Regions from separate parts of the Homo sapiens genome. Here region 1 is linked to region 2. Evidence: read pairs that join two places in POLR2A ChIA-PET (ENCODE). Cell type or tissue: A673. All regions are shown on one strand. Links, peaks and the distances in the headings refer to the core of each region. The heading gives the core; the rest is flanking DNA.

Region 1 (8,582 bases), core at 90-8,089, 340 kb before region 2:
TTTCGCCCCTGCACTGGGGAGGTTGGGACAGTCCCTCTCTGGGCAGGGAGGCAGAGTGGCTTTGCCTCATGTTCCAGCTTTGAATTCGCAGGCAGGAAGGTAGTATAAGCAGTCCATTCAATAATTAATAAGCCACTTAGGTCTGCTTCAAGTCCTTTATCTTACAGATAAAGGATGTGTTCAGGAACATTAATGGTTGATGAGAAAACATTATGCCAAATAAAATATGTTGGGTAATCTTGAAATTGTCATGATTTAGCTGGGTGAGTACTTCTTTCTTATATATCTAACTTAAGTCAATTCGAGAAAAGCCTATTGAGCACATAGAATGCCTACCTCATCCCCAGCACCACGGAAACATAGAATCTCAAGGTCAGCAGGGTCCTCAATCCCAAAATTGTATAAGCAGCCAGCCAGTCACGATTGGAATGCTTCCAGGGAAAGCACTTCATTGCATCCAGAGGCAGTTTACTCCATGTCCTGACAATCCCACTAGAGTTTTCTTTTTAGAGCTGATTTTCTTTTTAATCTTCACAGCTTCTTCCCTTAGTTCTAGTTATACTCCTGTATTGAGCAGCTTTTATAGGCCAGATGCAGTTTCAGGTGATTTTCATGCATTCAGTCATTTAACCCCACAGTCATCACATGAGGTGGGGTCTCCCATTTTACAGATCAGGCAACTGGCACAAAGAAATTAAGTGATTTGCTCAAGGTCAGTAACTACTGAGTGGCAAAGCACTCTGTCTCCATTAGTATACCTTCTTCTTTTCTTTTCTTTTTTTTTTTTTTTTTTGAGATTGTGTCTCACTCTGTCGCCCCGGCTGGAGTGCAGTGGTGTGATCTCAGCTCACTGTAGCCTCTGCCTCCCAGGTTCAAGTGATTCTTATGCCTCAGCCTCCTGAGTAGCTGGGATTACACATGCATGTCACCACACCTTGCTAATTTTTTAATTTTTAGTAGAGATGGGGTTTCACCATATTGGCCAAGCTGGTCTTGAACTTCTGGCCTCGAGAGATCTGCACTCCTCAGGCTCCCAAAGTGCTGAGATTACAGGTGTGAGCCATTGCACCCAGCCTCATAATATATCTTCTTAATCACTGTTTTGATTGTCTACTACTGAGTAACATACTACTCCAAAACTTAATGGCTTTAAATGGTAATCATTTTATTTGCTCACAATTCTGTGGATCAGATATTTTGTCAGGGCTAAGCTGGGCGAATCTTCTGCTCCACACAGCATCAACTGAGGTCTTTCATGGATTGCAGTATGATGGCCACTAGGACCAGGATGTCCAGGATGGTGTCACTCACACATCTGGCAAGGACAGTTGGGAGGTTCCATGTGGCTCACACCAAAGAACTAGCTTGGGCTTCTTTTCTTGACAGTTGGACCCCAAAAGCAAGCATTTTAATCAGAAAAGGTGAATACTGCATATCTGTACAGACCTAGCCTCAGATGTTATACACATTACATTCACATATTTATTCTGTCAGTCAAAATAAGTCACAGAGCCAGACCAGATTCAAGCAGAGGGTAATTAAGTTCTGCCTCTTTATTGGAGAACAAAAAAGAGCATGTCAGGTGGCATATATTATTGCATCCATGTGCAGAAACTCCAAGAACCAGAAAATTCAACACCATACTGCCCCTCTAGAAAACTAATTCATGCATACACAAAATGACATCTCTCTAGGTATTTGAAACTAGCTATCAAGTATCTCCAAGTCTCCTGCTCTTCAAGCTTCTTCTTTCTTCAAGTGTTTCTTATAAAATGTGGAATGGTACTGTCCCTCTCTTCTGATGTGTTGCAGAACTAAATGTCATACTCCAAGGTATGTCTGGCCTGGTGAGAACAGAAGGCCCATCATCTCCTGTCTTTAAATATGGAGATTGAATCAACAGGAATTCTTGACCAACATATAGAAATTCTGTTACTTGAAACTCTGATGCCCCCCCTACCCTGTAATTGTGCAATTGCTTTGAAAGACCAAAGTTAAATTATATTTTGTGAAATTTGGCCTAGCAGTCTTACTCATTGATTTCATCTTCCACTGCAGTCATGGTCCACTCAGCTTTCAGTCAAACCTGCATTTGACTCATGACTTCCCTCCTCCTTCCACAACTTCTTCAAAGTCATCGATAAAACTATTGGCCTGTTCAGATACAAGAAGGAGCTCTGAGGAACATCATGGAAAACCTCTCTCCATATTAAAATCCAGACACTGATCTGCAACCTGTGCAAACTGATAAGGCAGAGTTGTTCAGATAATTCTGGATCCACCAACTTGTCTGGGCACACATTTTTACTTCTTGACTCAGGAGCCAAAAGAACCATCACCAGCACTGTGCTCACCCATGATCTTGGCAGCAAAAGAAATTAGGTCAGTCTGGATGTGTCTTGGTTTGTTTTAGAGGCAGGGTCTCACTGTGTCACCCAGGCTGAAGTGCAATGGCAAGATCATGGTTCACTGCAGCCTTCAACTCCTGAAGTCAAGTGATCCTCCTGCCTCAGCTTCCCAGGTAGCAGGGACTATAGGCATGCAATACCATGCCTAGCTAATTTTTTAATTTGTGTTTTTGTACAGGCAGAGTCTCGCTATGTTGCCCAGGCTGACCTCAAACTCCTGGGCTCAAGTCATCCTCCTGCCTCAGCCTCCCAAAGTGTTGGGATTACAGAAGTGAGCCACTGTGTCTGGCCAGGATGTTCTTACTGAGGCCCTGCTGACGCTTGGCAATCACAACTTCCCTTCTCAAATAATTTCTTTAACACTCCATGCTGGAATCTCACCCCACCTCATGCCCTTTCTGCCTCAACACTGTTCACCTATTTGCAGCTTTCTGTTCTCCAGAGTCCTCACTGATGCAGGCACCAGATCAGTTGTAACAGCAGGATCTTAGAACCTGATCCTTTTATGAATCTGGGTCAGGAGACATGAAATCAGAGCAGCAAGGGCTGCCCACTCTTTAAGAAACATGGGCTTCTGCTCCCCTTCACTATTTATTTTACAATAAGCAAAAGAAAGCCTCAAGAGTCTACCTTCAAGCTGCTTACAGCATAGCTCAAGGAGGAGGTATACATGCTAATAGTCAGAATATGAAACAAAATAGAATCACTCACTGCCTGGGTGCAGGGAACATGAGACATTATAGGGTTTATAAGACACATTATTTACACTTGGGCAGGTCACAAAAGGCTTCATGGAGGCAGTGGCGTATGGAGTAGATTCTAAATAGCAGGTAGGTGATGGCGAGGATGCAGAGAAATGGCTCTCATACCGCTGCCTGTAGATCTGGAAATTCATAGACATTCTTCAAAATGACCAGGTATTAATTTAAAATGCTTGTGCCTTTCAACCTTGTGATTTCAAAGTTCAAGTAAATAATCTGAACATAAACTTATTCAAAGTGTTAGTTAAATGATATTGCTGTTTAATGGAACACAGAGCAACCACCAAGACTTTGTGAACATCAACCTGATGCCAGCTGAGGGACCAGAGGGGCCCTCCTTGTAGTCTCTCAGATGTCTGATTAATATGCCCTGATTCTCCCTTCCACAATTTATGAAATGCAAATCTTTCCCATTAACTTTGTAGATTACCAAGAGCTTCTTTTCAAGTGCTTTTTTCTGGCTATGCCCTGCCCAGGGCTGCTTTAATTCAGTTCCTATTTCCCTCGAGTATTTCTTGATTTGGGTGATTGGCCATGGTTGTGCGGCTCCTGGATGGGGCTGGGATTGCACAGTCCGGCTCTGTCTCTCACTCACTCTTGCTTCCTTTACTTCCTGGAGCAACTGACAAATGATTCCCCACACTTCTCCTCAGAGCTTTTTTTCTTTAAAAAGGCAAGTTTTCCCCTAAAAGGAATTCTCATATCAGTTGCTAATAATATACATTTCCCCTCGCATTATTGTATGAAGAATTTTTTCATGACATGGGAAAATGCTTATGATAACATTTCTCCCCACTCCCTTCGGAGCAAGGAAAAAGCAACACACAATCTTGAAACTACACCCAGGATAGTGTCAACCATGTAAAACAATATGCATCAAGGGAAATTTAATCAACAGTAGCAGTGGCCAGCTCTGGATTAGGACGCTGGGTGATTTGTATTCTTCTATATGAATCTGCTGTCTTTACCAAGTCTTCAAAGATAACGCATATTTGGAGCCCAGGTGCCTGGGAAAATGGAAATTTTACTGTTTGGAAAAATTTTAAAAAATCAAAAAGCAGGGAGCAGCCAGTGTGGGAAAGACAGCTGCGGTTTCCTTTTCCCTCCAGGCGCAGGCGGCGCACCTGCCAATGGGTGCTTCTGCCCTCCCTACCCTGCGCTGGTAACTACCACCTCAAAGTGGAAGCTGGACAGTTCAAACGTTTGTAAAAGGCAGATCTCGGTGTTCTGACTTCTCCTCGTCCTGTTGGTAGACTGCCTCCGTGACATGCTGGCAGGATTTCTATAAGGGCACAGAAGGCACAGGAGGGTGGGTGAGGACTCTGTGGCCTGCGAGTGCGCACCGGGTGCATGTGCTAGTTTTGGGCCGCCCTACAGATTCCTAACTCACCTTCAGCAACGACCTGCACCGTGAACCACACTTTCCAATACAGATGGTTCCCTTTTTGGCAGACTAGCAAAACTCGGGGGGCTACCCACAGAAAGTGCTCATCTTGCTACCTCTGTTCAACATTTAGCTTCTGACTAATCAATCCGAAACTATCACCCCACTGCAGCCTTTCTGCAGCTGACACAGGTGAATTCATGAAGACCGGGAAGGGCTCCTAATATTTCCATCTGAAGCGGGATCTCTGAAATTTCATAGACATGCGGTCACGCACACATCTTTCCAAGGTCTCAGAAGCACAACAGCTATTCACAGCTTCTCTGAGAACAGACAAGGGGCTTGCAGGTGGGTTGTACTTGAATAAGCTTCTTTCTTCCCTTCCTCCCTCCAACAACATGAAGCACCAGAATAACTCCCTGTTACTAATGTGCGAGAAGTTTCTTGTAGGTGGTCCATGCGACACTATTCTTTCATTGCAATTCCTTCCTTCCTTCCTTCCTTCCTTCCTTCCTTCCTTCCTTCCTTCCTCCCTCCCTCCCTCCCTCCTTTTCTTTCTTTCTTTTTTTTTTTTGGACAGAGTCTTGCTCTGTCGCCCAGGCTGGAGTGCAGTGACACAATCTCGGCTCACTGCAAGCTATGCGTCCTGGGTTCACACCATTCTCCTGCCTCAGCCTCCCGAGTAGCTGGGACTACAGGTGCCCACCATCACACCTGACTAATTTTTTTTTTTTTTGTATTTTGAGTAGAGATGGGGTTTCACCGTGTTAGCCAGGATAGTCTCGATCTCCTGACCTCGTGATCCGCCTGCCTCAGACTCCCAAAGTCCTGGGATTACAGGCGTGAGCCACCGCGCCCGGCCCCCTCTTTTCTTTCTATCTCTCTCTTTCTTTTTTTTCTTTTTTTTTTTTAACTGGGTCTTGCTCTGTTGCCCAGACTGGAGTGCAATGGTGCGATCTCGTCTCACTGCAACCTCCGCCTCCTGAGTTCAAGCGGTTCTCCTGCCTCAGCCTCCCGAGTAGCTGGGATTACAGGCACCTGCCACCACACCCAGTTAATTTTTGTATTTTTAGTAGAGACGGAGTTTTGCCATGTTGGCCATGCTGGTCTCAAACTCTTGACCTCAGGCGGTTGGCCTGCCTCGGCCTCCCAAAGTGCTGGGATTACACGTGTGAGCCATGGCGCCCGGCCTGTATGCTGACAATTTCTTCTCACACCTGTGAAAATGATGTTTGTCATTCTAACTAAACAGAATTTTTCTCATGCCCTTGTGAAGCATTGTATTCACATTGAGTACAAGCCTCTGGTCCTCTCACTTCGTACACAGATGGCTGGAGACAACAGGCACCCCAGTGCATGTTTCCCTGTCTCCCACTCTCTGCTCTCTGGCAGGAACGAAGCCCGAGGAAACCAGGCAAGAATTCTCTGTCCTTAAAGAGACAGGAAAGTTCTCCTGGAAGGAAAGGGCCATGGCTCCATTTAGACCTGCAGCCTGCCCTGCGGGGAAGTGGGGAGAAGGCAGGACCGGAGAGTGTGGAAGGGATTAGTGGCTAGGGTGGAAGAGAGTGTAAGAGAAAGAACTGGCTGTCTAGTAGATTCCAAACCAAAGCAGGACCCAGACTTGCAGGGATCCCCATCTCCTTTCTGATTCTTCCCACATGAACACGCTCCAGCTGGAACCCAGCTACCAGCAGCTTAGGTGGTTTGGGAAATACTTGAGCTTCTCCACCAGCATCCCTGACTTTTATACCCTCTAAATGTATAATGACATTGTGCATTTGGTGTACAAATACAGCATCGAAACAATTCTTCTAGTTATCTTTTCTTATGAGGTTAGGACTCTGAGCCTTTTCTCTACAGAAATTCTAGAAGGTTCTAAACATGGGCTGGTGAGAACTAGCTTACGTTTGAAGAATCTCACCTGGCTGCCATGTGGAGATTGGATCTAGGGGCAAGGTGGCATGGGGAGGCCAATTAGGAAGGTTCCTGGTGGTTTGGGCTAAGGTGGTAGCAACAGAGACAGCAAGAGGTGGTGGTGGTGATGTGTGTTAACAGACCACATTCTCAGACATCATCGTCAGTGACATTAAACATGATGTTAACATTAAACACGATGTTGATAGAGCCACTTATATAGTTGGATGTGACAGCTGTGATAACTACATCTGCATCTAGTCAATCATATTCAAAGTTATTTACTGAGCTCAGGAAAGCAAAATAAGACACAAGCCCTATCCTCAAGTAGCTTACAGAATCTAGGACAGAAATTTTGCCTATGACCAGGTGGAACAAGTGCCATTTGAAAGGCACAATTCAGTGGGATTCAGACCCTCCAAACGAGGACAATGACTCCTGACAGGGGTAACCAGGGGTGCTTCCCTGGTGTGGGTGAGAAAATGCGGAGAGGAGGCCTTCCTAACATAGCAGAGGCCTATGGGGCAGGACAGGAATGGCTGGGGATAGGGAAGCGTGCAGCGTCCTCAAAAGGTGTGAATGCTGATTCGAGCTGGAGGGTACGATTCACAAAGGAGTAGTTTTTGGGAGGGGAAGCTTGAAGATAGATTAAGATTAGTTTAAGGAAGGCTGTAAATGCTAAATTAAAGGGTTTATTCTGTGGGCAGAGGGAAATATTGAAGTTTTGGGGCAGGTGGGAGTTTATCATTGTCTGTAGGCAGGCAGATTACAGGGGGCAAACCGGGACATGAGCATGGAGTTCAGTCGCCCATCTGCTGCTAGACAGGAAGAAAGAGTAAATTCTAGAAACATTGTGGGCATAGAGCCACATTGTAATTACCTGGCTGAACGTGAAGGGTGAACAGAGGAGAGAAAAGAGAACTGAAGGATGCTGAAGTTTAATGACTAGGGGAGTTGGGAGTTGCTGTTCATTTCTCTCCGATTGAATTTCAGGTACATCTGGCACAGGAGGGTCAAGGTGGCCAGCACGCACATGGAGATGCACAGCTAACACTGGGGAAAACCAGACTGGAATAATTCTCTGAGCCTTCTCCTTACAGGCAGCAGTCAAAGCAATGGGAGTGAATGCAATTGATGAGAAAAAATAATGAAGAACCAGAGAGGAGGAAAGGAAAGGGGGTAAAGGAATCATCTTGTAGAAAACTCATAGCTAAGGGTCAAGAAGGAGAAGGTTAAGCAGGGGAGTGATCAAGAGGTTGGTTGATAGCTCTGCTCTGTAGACCTTTAATTTGTTTGGAACTTGGTGCCACCCTGCCATCGTAGCTGGCTTGCTAATGTTCCAAATAACCTCCAGCTTGCTTGTCTCTACTTTTCTGGACATTATGATGCCCAAGTAACAGAATACTGTTGCTGAGAAAGATCTTTTACAAAATCTCTGTTATACAATTAGAGCTTGTTCATTTTAGGTGTTTTTTTTTTTTTAAATCAGACCATAGTTCTGCATTATGAGTCTTTCAGATCTCTGTAAATAGCATTTGTCTTCCTGGCTGAGGATCTCAAAGACATTCAACAATATTTGAATCTTAGGCTGGAGGACATTTTCGTATTCTTCAGTCAGGAATAGCACACTTCCTTTCATGAATAGCAGCTTTTAGGGATTATATCATGAGGTACAAATAAAGAGGCCCTCACCTGGTAAATAATCCATCATGTATGCATTGTGTACAGAACACAATGACTCTTGACCTCAGCCTGGCTTCCTGTGTAGAAGAGTATGGTAGAACCTGAGCAGAGAGAGGGACGGAGAGAAAGAACCCCAGCTCAGATCATACGCATGATTCAGACTGCAAAGCAGGACTGCTTCATGGCATGTGGCATCAGTTGCACCAGGCCCATGCTGGGCTAATGCCCCACTGGTGAGTTTTGAAATTCTTAATACTTTTTGAACAAGAAGCCCTGAATTTTTATTTTCACTGGGCACTGCATATGATCTAGCCAGTCCTGCTGCAGAGCTTAACATATGTCTGAATAATAACAGAAGAGGTCAATGGGGTCTCTCTTGGAAATAATGTTTGAAGTGGCTGTATAGGTCCTGCAAGCTGGGACTGCAGGATG
Region 2 (8,582 bases), core at 460-8,459:
ATTTTTTGTATATATATATATTTTTTTTAGTAGAGACAAGGTTTCACCATGTTAGCCAGGATGGTCTCGATTTCCTGACCTCGTGGTCTGCCCGCCTTGGCCTCCCAAAGTGTTGGGATTACAGGCATGAGCCACCGTGCCGGCCCTATTTTTAATTTTTTGAGGAACCTCCATGCTGTTTTCTATACTGGCTGTACCAATTTACTTTCCCACCATCAGTGTACAAGGGTTCTGCTTTTTGCATATCCTTGCCAGCATTCAATCTTCCCTGTCTTTTTTATAATAGCCATTTACACTGCAGTGAGATGATATCTCATTATGGTTTTGATTTGCATTTTTCTGAGAATTAGTTACGTTGAGCATTTTCCTGTTGGCCATTTGTATGTCTCTTCTGTGAAATGTCTATTCAGATCTTTTATGCATTTTTAAAACATATTATTTTATCTATTTATTTATTTTAGCTGTTGAGTTGTTTGAGCTCCTTATTATATTCTGGTTATATTCTCCTTACATATCCCTTGTCAGATGGATAGCTTGTAAGTATTTTCTCCCATTCTCTGGGTTGTCTCTTTGTTGATGTTTTCTTCATTCTGCAGGAGGTTTTTAGCTTGATGTAACCTTATTTGTCTATTTTTGCTTTGGTTGCCTATGCTTTTGAGGTCTTATACAAGAAAATCTTTGTCTAGACCAATGTCCTGGAGTATTTCCCCAATGTTTTATTTTAGTAATTCTCAGTTTCAGGTCTTAGATTTGAGCCTTTAATCTATTTTTATTTGATTTTTGTATAATGAGAGATAGGGGTCTAGATTTCTTTTTTGATATGTAATTACCAGTTTTCCCGGCATCATTTATTGAAGAAACTGTCCTTTCCCCACTGTATGTTCTTAGCGCCTTTGTTAAAATGAATTGACTATAAATGCATGGCTTTATATCTGGGTTCTCTCTATTTCTCTTTTTTTAAGAGATGGGGTCTCACAATGTTGCTGATCTCAAACTCCAGGCTTCAAGTGGTGCTCCCACCTTGGCCTCCCAATGGCTTCTCTATTCTGTTCCATTGGTCTATGTGTCTGTTTTTATGCCAGTACCATGCTGATTTGGTTACTACAGCTTTGTAGTATGTTTTGAAGTCAGGTAGTGTAATGCCTCCAGCTTTGTTCTTTTTGCTCTGGATTGCTTTGGCTATTCAAGATTTGTGGTTCCATATAAACGTTAGAATTGTGTTTTTCTGTTTCTGTGAAGAATATCATTGGTATTTTTATAGGGATTATATTGAATCTGTCATTTGCTTTGGGTAGTGTTGTCACTTGAATAATATTAATTCTAATCCATGAGCATGGAATATCTTTCCATTCTTTGGTGTCCTCTTCAATTTATTTCATCAGTGTATTAATAGTTTTTCTTATATAGATCTTTCACTTCTCTGGTGAAATTGATTCCTAGGTATTTTACGTTCTTTGTAGCTATTGTAAATGAGATTGTTTTCTTGATTTCTTTTTTCAGATTGTTTGCTGTTGGCATATAGAAATGCTACTGATTTTTGTATGTTGATTTTGTATCCTGCAACTTACAATCATGTCCTTTGTGAACAAGGCTAATTTGACTTTTTCCTTTCCAGTTCGGATGCCCTTTATTTATTTCTCTTGCCTAATTTCTCTGTCCAGGACTTCCAATACTATGTTTAATAACAGTGGTGAAAGTGGGCATCCTTATCATGTTCCAGATCTTAGAGGAAAGGCTTTCAATTTTTCCCAGTTGAGTATGATGTTGATTGTGGGTTTCTCATGTATGGCCATTATTATTTTGAAGTATGTTCCTTCTATATCTAGTTTGTTGAGGATCTTTATCATAAAGAGATACTGAATTTTGTCAAATACTTTTTTCAGCATCTACTAAAATGATCACATGGTTTTTGTTCTTGGTTCTGTTAATGTCATATATCACATTTATAGATTTGTATATGTTGAACCATCCTTACATCCCTGAGAAGAATTCCACTTGATCATGGTGAATGATGTTTTTAATATGTTGGTGAATTCATTTTGCTAGTATTTGGTTAAGAATTTTTGCATCTACTGGACGGGCATGGTGGCTCATGCCTGTAATCCCAGCACTTTGGGAGGCCAAGTTGGGTGAATCACTTGAGATCAGGAGTTCAAGACCAGCTTGGCCAACATGGTGAAACCCCATCTCTACTAAAAATACAAAGAGATAGCCAGGGGTAGTGGCACATGCCTGTAATCCTAGTTACTCTGGAGGCTGAGGCTACCTTGAACCCAGGAGGCACAGGTTGTGGTGAGCTGAGATCACACTACTGCCGTCCAGCCTGGGCAACAGGGCTAGACTCTGTCTCAAAAAAAAAAAAAAAAGAATTTTTTCATCTATGTTCATCAGTGATATTGGCCTATAATTTTCTTGCCTGGTTTTATTATCAGGGTAATGCTGGCCTCAGAATGAGTTTGGAAGTATTCCGTGATCTTCAATTTTTTTTCAAGGCTTTAGGATAACTTTTTTTTTTTTTTTTTGAGTCAGAGTTTCACTCTCATTGCCCAGGCTGGAGTGCAGTGCCGCAATCTTGGCTCACTGCAACCTTGACTTCTGGGGCTTAGATCCTCCCACCTCAGCGACGTCCTGAGTAGCTAAGACTTCAGGCACACACCACCTTGCCTGGCTAGGTATTAGTTCTTCTTTAAATGTTTCATAGAAATCAGCAGTGAAACCATCTGGTCCTGGACTCTTCTTTAATGGGAGGCTTCTTATTATGGCTTTGATTTAGTTACTTGTTATTGATTGGTTGAGGTTTTCTGTCTCTTTATGGTTCAGTCTTGGTAGGTTTTATGTGCCTGAGAATTTATTCATTTCTTCTTGGTTTCTGATTTGTTGGTGCATAATTGTTCATAGTAGTCTCTAATGATTTTTTTTGTGTGTGTATTTCTGTGGTCTCAGTTTTTATGTTGCATTTCCATTTCTGGTTTTATTTGAGTCTTCCCTTTTCTTCCTAGTCTAGCTAAGGGTTTGTCAATTTTGCTTATCTTTTCAAAAATTCAAGTTTTTGTTTCATTGATCTTTTGTACTTTTTTTAGTCTCAATTTTATTTCTGCTCTTACCTTTATTATTTCTTTTCTTCTACTAATTTTGGGTTTCATTTGTTCTTGTTTTTCTAATCTCTTAAGGTACTTTATTAAGTTGTTTATTTGAAGTCTTTCTCCTTTTTTGATGTAGGTGTTTATTACTGCAAACTTCCCCTCTTACCATTGCTTTTGCTGTATCCCATAGATTTTGGTATGTTATATTTCCATATCCATTTGTTTCAAGAAATTTAAAATTTTCCTTCTTAATTTCTTCATTGACCTATCAGTTGTTGAGGAACATGTTATTTAATTTCCATGGGTTTGTGTAGTTTCCAGGGTTCTTATTGTTATTGATTTCTAGTTTATTTCATTGTGGTCAGAAAAAAATAGTTGATATGATTTCTAACTTTTTGAATGTGCTGGGACTTGATTTATATCCTAAGATATGGTCTATTCTAAAGAATGTTCTGTATACCAATGAAAAGAAAATGCATTCTGCAGCAGTTGGGTGAAATATTCTGTAAATGTGAGTTAGTCTTGTTTTGTCTAGTATACAATTTAACTCCAGTGTTCCTTTGCTGATTTTCTGTCTAGATGATCTGTCCATTACTGACAGTGGGAAGCTGAGGTCCCCTACTACTATTGTATTGCAGTCTATCTCTTGCTTTAGATATATTAATGTTTGCTTTATATTTTTGGGTGCTCTGGTGTTGAGTGCATAGATATTTATAATTGCCTTTATCATTATAAAAATGACCTTCTTTGTCTTTGACTTGTAGTCCGTTTTGTGTATTATAAGAATAGGTAATCCTACTATTTTTTGGTTTTCACTTGCATGGAATATCTTTTTCCATCTCTTTCATTCTGTGTGTGTCTTTATAGGTGATATCGGTTTCTTGTAGGCAGCATATAGCTGAGTCTTGTTTCTTTATCCATTCAGCTATATATATCTTTTAATTAGAGAATTAAGTTCATTTACATGCAGTGTTATCATTGATAAGTAAGGACTTACTACTGCCATTTTTCTGCTTGTTTTCTCATTGTTTGATAACTTCCTTCCTTCCTTCCTTCCTTCCTTCCTTCCTTCCTTCCTTCCTTCCTTCTTTCCTTCCGTCTTTCAGTCCTTCTTTTCTTTTTTCCATCTTCCTTTGTGGTTAAGTGATTTTCTCAGGTAATAGGTTTTAATTTGTTGCTTTTTATTTTTGGTGTATCTATTATAGGTTTTTGCACTGTGGTCATCACAAGGCTTGCAGAAACATCTTGTAGATATAACAAGTTATTTTTAAAGAGATGACAACTTAACTTAGATCACAGAAAGGAATAGAAACAATAAACTAAAAAAACCTCTGTGTTTTAACTCTATCTCCCCTACATATTGATTTTTTTGTTACCTCAATTTGGATATATTTATACTGCCTATTTTTTAGCAGGTTTCTGTATGTGTTTTCGTTTTTGATAGATTTGTCTTTTGGGCTTCATACTAGAGTTATGAGTGGATTGCACACCACAATTACAGTATTAGAGTATTCTGGGTATGTCTATATGCTTAATTTTACTAGTGGGTTTTATACCTTCAAATGTTTTCTATTTGCATGTTAGTGTTTGTTTTTCTTTCAAATTGAAGAAGCTCCTTTAGTATTTCTTGTAAGATGGATCTGGTGATGGTAAATTTTCTCAGCTTTTGTTTTTCTGGGAAAGCCTTTATTTCTCCTTCATAGTTGAGGGACAGCTTTGCTGGATACAGTATTCTTGGATGGAAATTTTTTTTCTTTTAGCACTTTGAAAATTTTGTTCCACTCCCTTCTGGCCTGTTTGGTTTCCATTGATAAGTCTGTTGCCAGATGAATTGGAGGTTCTTTATACGTTATTTTCTTCTTTTCTGTTGCTACTTTTAGGATCCTCTTTGTCCTTGGTCTTTGAGAATGTGATTATTACATGCCTTGGTGAAGTCTTATTTGGGTCAGATCTGTTTGTTGTTCTCTGACATTCCTGTACCTGGATGTTTATCTCTTTCTCAAGTTTTGGAAAGTTTTCTGTTATTTTTTTGAGTAAGCTTTTTACTCCTTGCTCTTGTTTAACTCCCTCTTGAACACCAGTGATTCTTAGACTTTGTCTTTTGAGGTAATTTCCTTTATCTTGTTGACAATCTTTGTTCCTTTTTATTCTTTTTTCTTCTCTGTGTATTTTCAAATTGCCTGTCTTTGAGCTCATTTATTCTTACTTCTGCTTGATTCATTCTCCTACTGACAGCCTCTAATGAGTTTTTCAGTTCCTCAAATACATTTCTCAGTTTGAAGATTTCTGTTTGTTTTTATTACTATTTCAATCTCTTCATGAAATTTCTCTGATACATTTTTGAGTTGCTTTTCTGTGTTATCTTGAAAATCACTGAGTTCCCTTAAAACTGCTATTTTGAATTCTTCTTCAGAGAGCTCACATATCACCATCTTGTTAGGGTTAGTCACTGGATCCTTGCTTCGTTTGTTCAGGGAAGTCATGGTTCCCTGTTTGCTGCTGTCACTTATGAATGTATGTGTATATGTTTGCATTGGAGAATTAGTTAGTTATTTCAGTTTTCTCTGTCTGGATTCTTTTGCTTTTCATTGGATATATTTGCTTAAGAGATTCATTGTAATTTACCTGTTGAATTTCTTTCTTTTCCCATTAGGTCACTGCCTCCTTTTCAGCATTAGATGGTGCCTTAAGCCCAGGTTTGTCTCCACTCTAATAAACAATTGGAGCACTGTCCATCCCAAATGGAAATGGTGCCAAAGGGGATAGCCTAGCAATGTGGGAAGGTGAATTAGGGGTTTGTGCTCAGGGGACCTGTGGGATGAACCTCCTACAGCATGGTGCTGCTAAGCAGACACTGCAATTTGGTATCTCTTTGGCCAACTTATAGAGCAAAGTTTCCAGAGTTGGGGATAGTAGTCCTGCCTCCTCACTTTGTCTCTGGCTGTCCCCAGGGATATTTCTTCCTTCAAGCACTCCCCATGCTTCCTGTGAGTTGAGGTAGGAACAGGTATCCTGCCAGGGAACTCAAGATGATGGGGAAGCTGCCCGTCACCTTGATTTTCCTTTTTCCAGTGTTAAACTGAGAGTTGGGGGAAATTTTCCACGTGCTTGGTGCTGGCAGATTGGGGAGAGGGATGTCTTGGCTGTGGATGTCCCCTTCTCTTACCATCTACTTGGAGCTTTTTTACTTCTCTGTGGCACTGAGAACTGTCTCATCCTCATATTCTAGTTTTGGGATATTTGTGGTGATAACCTTAGTGCTGTAAATTTGGTTTTTGTTTTCTGTGTGGGGAATGAAGCCAGCTTGCTTCCACGCCACCATTTTGGAACCAGAAACCTCATTGTATTACACCTTATAGTGCTCTGCTGAATTAAATTCAAATAGGAAGTTTGAACAAATTTACCTCCTCAGGAATTATCCTAAATCCCTGCTACTCAAAGTGTGGTCATTGTACCAGTAGCATTGAACTCACCTGGGAACTTGTTAGAAATGTGGAATCTCAGGCCCACCCCAGACGTACTGAATCAGAATCTGCATTTTAATAAGCTCTCCAGGAGACTGGTGTGTTCGAGAAGTACCATCCTGCAATATTCTGGTAGACTCATTTTGATAGGTGCTGCCTTTAGCTGTTTGTAGTGTTATATCTTTAATTCTGTAACATGACAGCTAATGGCTATATATTTTGGCAATTATTTTAATGCCACACAATAACCTTTTCCTGGATGAATGTTAATTTCTCTGAATTATTGATCATGCTTACTCTATCTCAGGATGCAAGCATTTGGGCTCGTTTTTCTAGTTCTAGTAGAGTAAAAGTTAGTATGCATTTCCCTCTCCACTTCTACCCTCTTATATTTCATTTTTTGCCACAAGCAAGATTCCTTTCCTCCTCAACTCTCCATCTTCATGGTTCTCAGGGATATGTAGGTCCTTAAGCACAGTCAGCATTTTGCTCAAGTGGAAAATGTTCATATATAGCTGGGGTAATGTGCCAACTGTGTGCATGTGTATCTGGTTTATACAGATGGAATCTCAGGTTCAAATGTTATAATCAAGCTATCTTGCAAGATAGTTTCTACACTCTTATTTTACAGTATGTGAACTTTCTTTTTGTTTTTTGCTGACAAATGTTGATTGCTTTATTTCAGTGGTCAGGATTGCTGTAGAGGTATGCATGATATGCCATTTGATTTTGTCCTCTAAGCCATAGTTAAGAAGACTTTGTATTGTGAGCTATCACATACATGAGTTTTGTGTATTTTCCCTACTTTTTAATGAACTTAATGTCAGCTGTTGATTCTGGCCAGATTTCACAGTGACATCCTGTTATGCCACAGGGCCACTTAAACAAGGAGGAGATCCATGTCAGCAAATTTCTAGCTAATTCAGGGATAGTCTTTCAAGTTACATATTGTTTAAGTTTTAACTCTTTAAAAAGTGGTCTTCATATAACATCACATACATTTTTAGCACCTTAGGTAGAAGTTGCTAAAAATGATTTTGTCTTTAAGGATAACTCTGATCACTGTATTGTGAAATGCGAGGCCATTGTACCATGGGGCATGATTTTCTCTGAGGCAGTGGCAGATGGGACTATTGGCAGTGGGACTATTTCTTGTTCCATCAAATGACCTCTGGCTGCTATATTTTTGAGTAGTCCACTTTGGTTTTACTCTGTTGTTCCAGGCTTGGTTGCTGTCCAGTCTCACAGTAGTGTACTTTGCTTCTGGTGTATTCTGTCTCCTGAGCCCTTCGCCCTTCTATTGGGGTGCTTCTAATTTGTTGTAAATTAAAAACCTGCTAGATAATCTTTTTTTTATTTATTATACTTTAAGTTCTAGGGTACATGTGCACAACGTGCAGGTTTGTTACATATGCATACATATGCAACTTGTGTATGCATACATATGCAACATGTGTATGCACACATATGCAACATGTGTATGCACACATATGCAACATGTGTATGCACACATATGCAACATGTGTATGCACACATATGCAACATGTGTATGCATACATATGCAACATGTGTATGCATACATATGCATACACATGTTGGTGTGCTGCACCCATTAACTCATCATTTATATTAGGTGTATCTCCTAATGCTATCCCTCCCCACTTCCCCCACCCCACAATAGGCCCCAGTGTGTGATGTTCCTCTTCCTGTGTCCATGTGTTCTCATTGTTCAATTCCCTCCCATGAGTGAGAACATGTGGTGTTTGGTTTTCTGTCCTTGTGATAGTTTGCTCAGAATGATGAAAACCTGCTGGATAATCTTGCTAGAATATATTATAATTAAGAATAGGCTCAGAGTGATGTCTTCAGAGGGTGAGCTAGGAATCATATAGGTACTTTTATGGTGCAAACTTGAATAAAATGTGTGAGCAGCCACAGCTGGTTTGGTTAATTTTGCCTTTGGGTTATTTCACTGTTCACTCACTATCTGCTATGTGCTAGGAACATATGGAATTGAAGTAAACATTCTTGTCGT

Evidence for each region. ChIA-PET counts read pairs that join two places held together with the same protein. Peaks named below come from ENCODE experiments on the same cell type or tissue, not always from the same donor. Only the 100,000 strongest peaks of a DNase experiment are listed, where the experiment ranks them.
Region 1: POLR2A ChIA-PET joins it to region 2 with 15 read pairs; 2 of 35 experiments call an interaction of 5 or more read pairs at or near these places.

The regions. Positions count from the first base shown.
Region 1 is chr13:25,181,799-25,190,380 of GRCh38, forward strand. It overlaps LINC01053 (long intergenic non-protein coding RNA 1053), which reads left to right. Exons shown (of 3, transcript NR_120427.1): 2 at 4,726-4,901; 3 at 7,461-8,582. Among named protein-coding and RNA genes, the nearest start is that of LINC01053, 4.8 kb to the left of the region's middle. In A673, for the core only: no CTCF peak of the experiment used is centred there; a DNase peak (open chromatin) is centred at 4,943; H3K27ac peaks cover 3,127 bases.
Region 2 is chr13:25,520,768-25,529,349 of GRCh38, forward strand. The region is part of intron 2 of ATP8A2 (ATPase phospholipid transporting 8A2); the gene reads left to right. Among named protein-coding and RNA genes, the nearest start is that of ATP8A2, 150 kb to the left of the region's middle. In A673, for the core only: no CTCF peak of the experiment used is centred there; no DNase peak of the experiment used is centred there.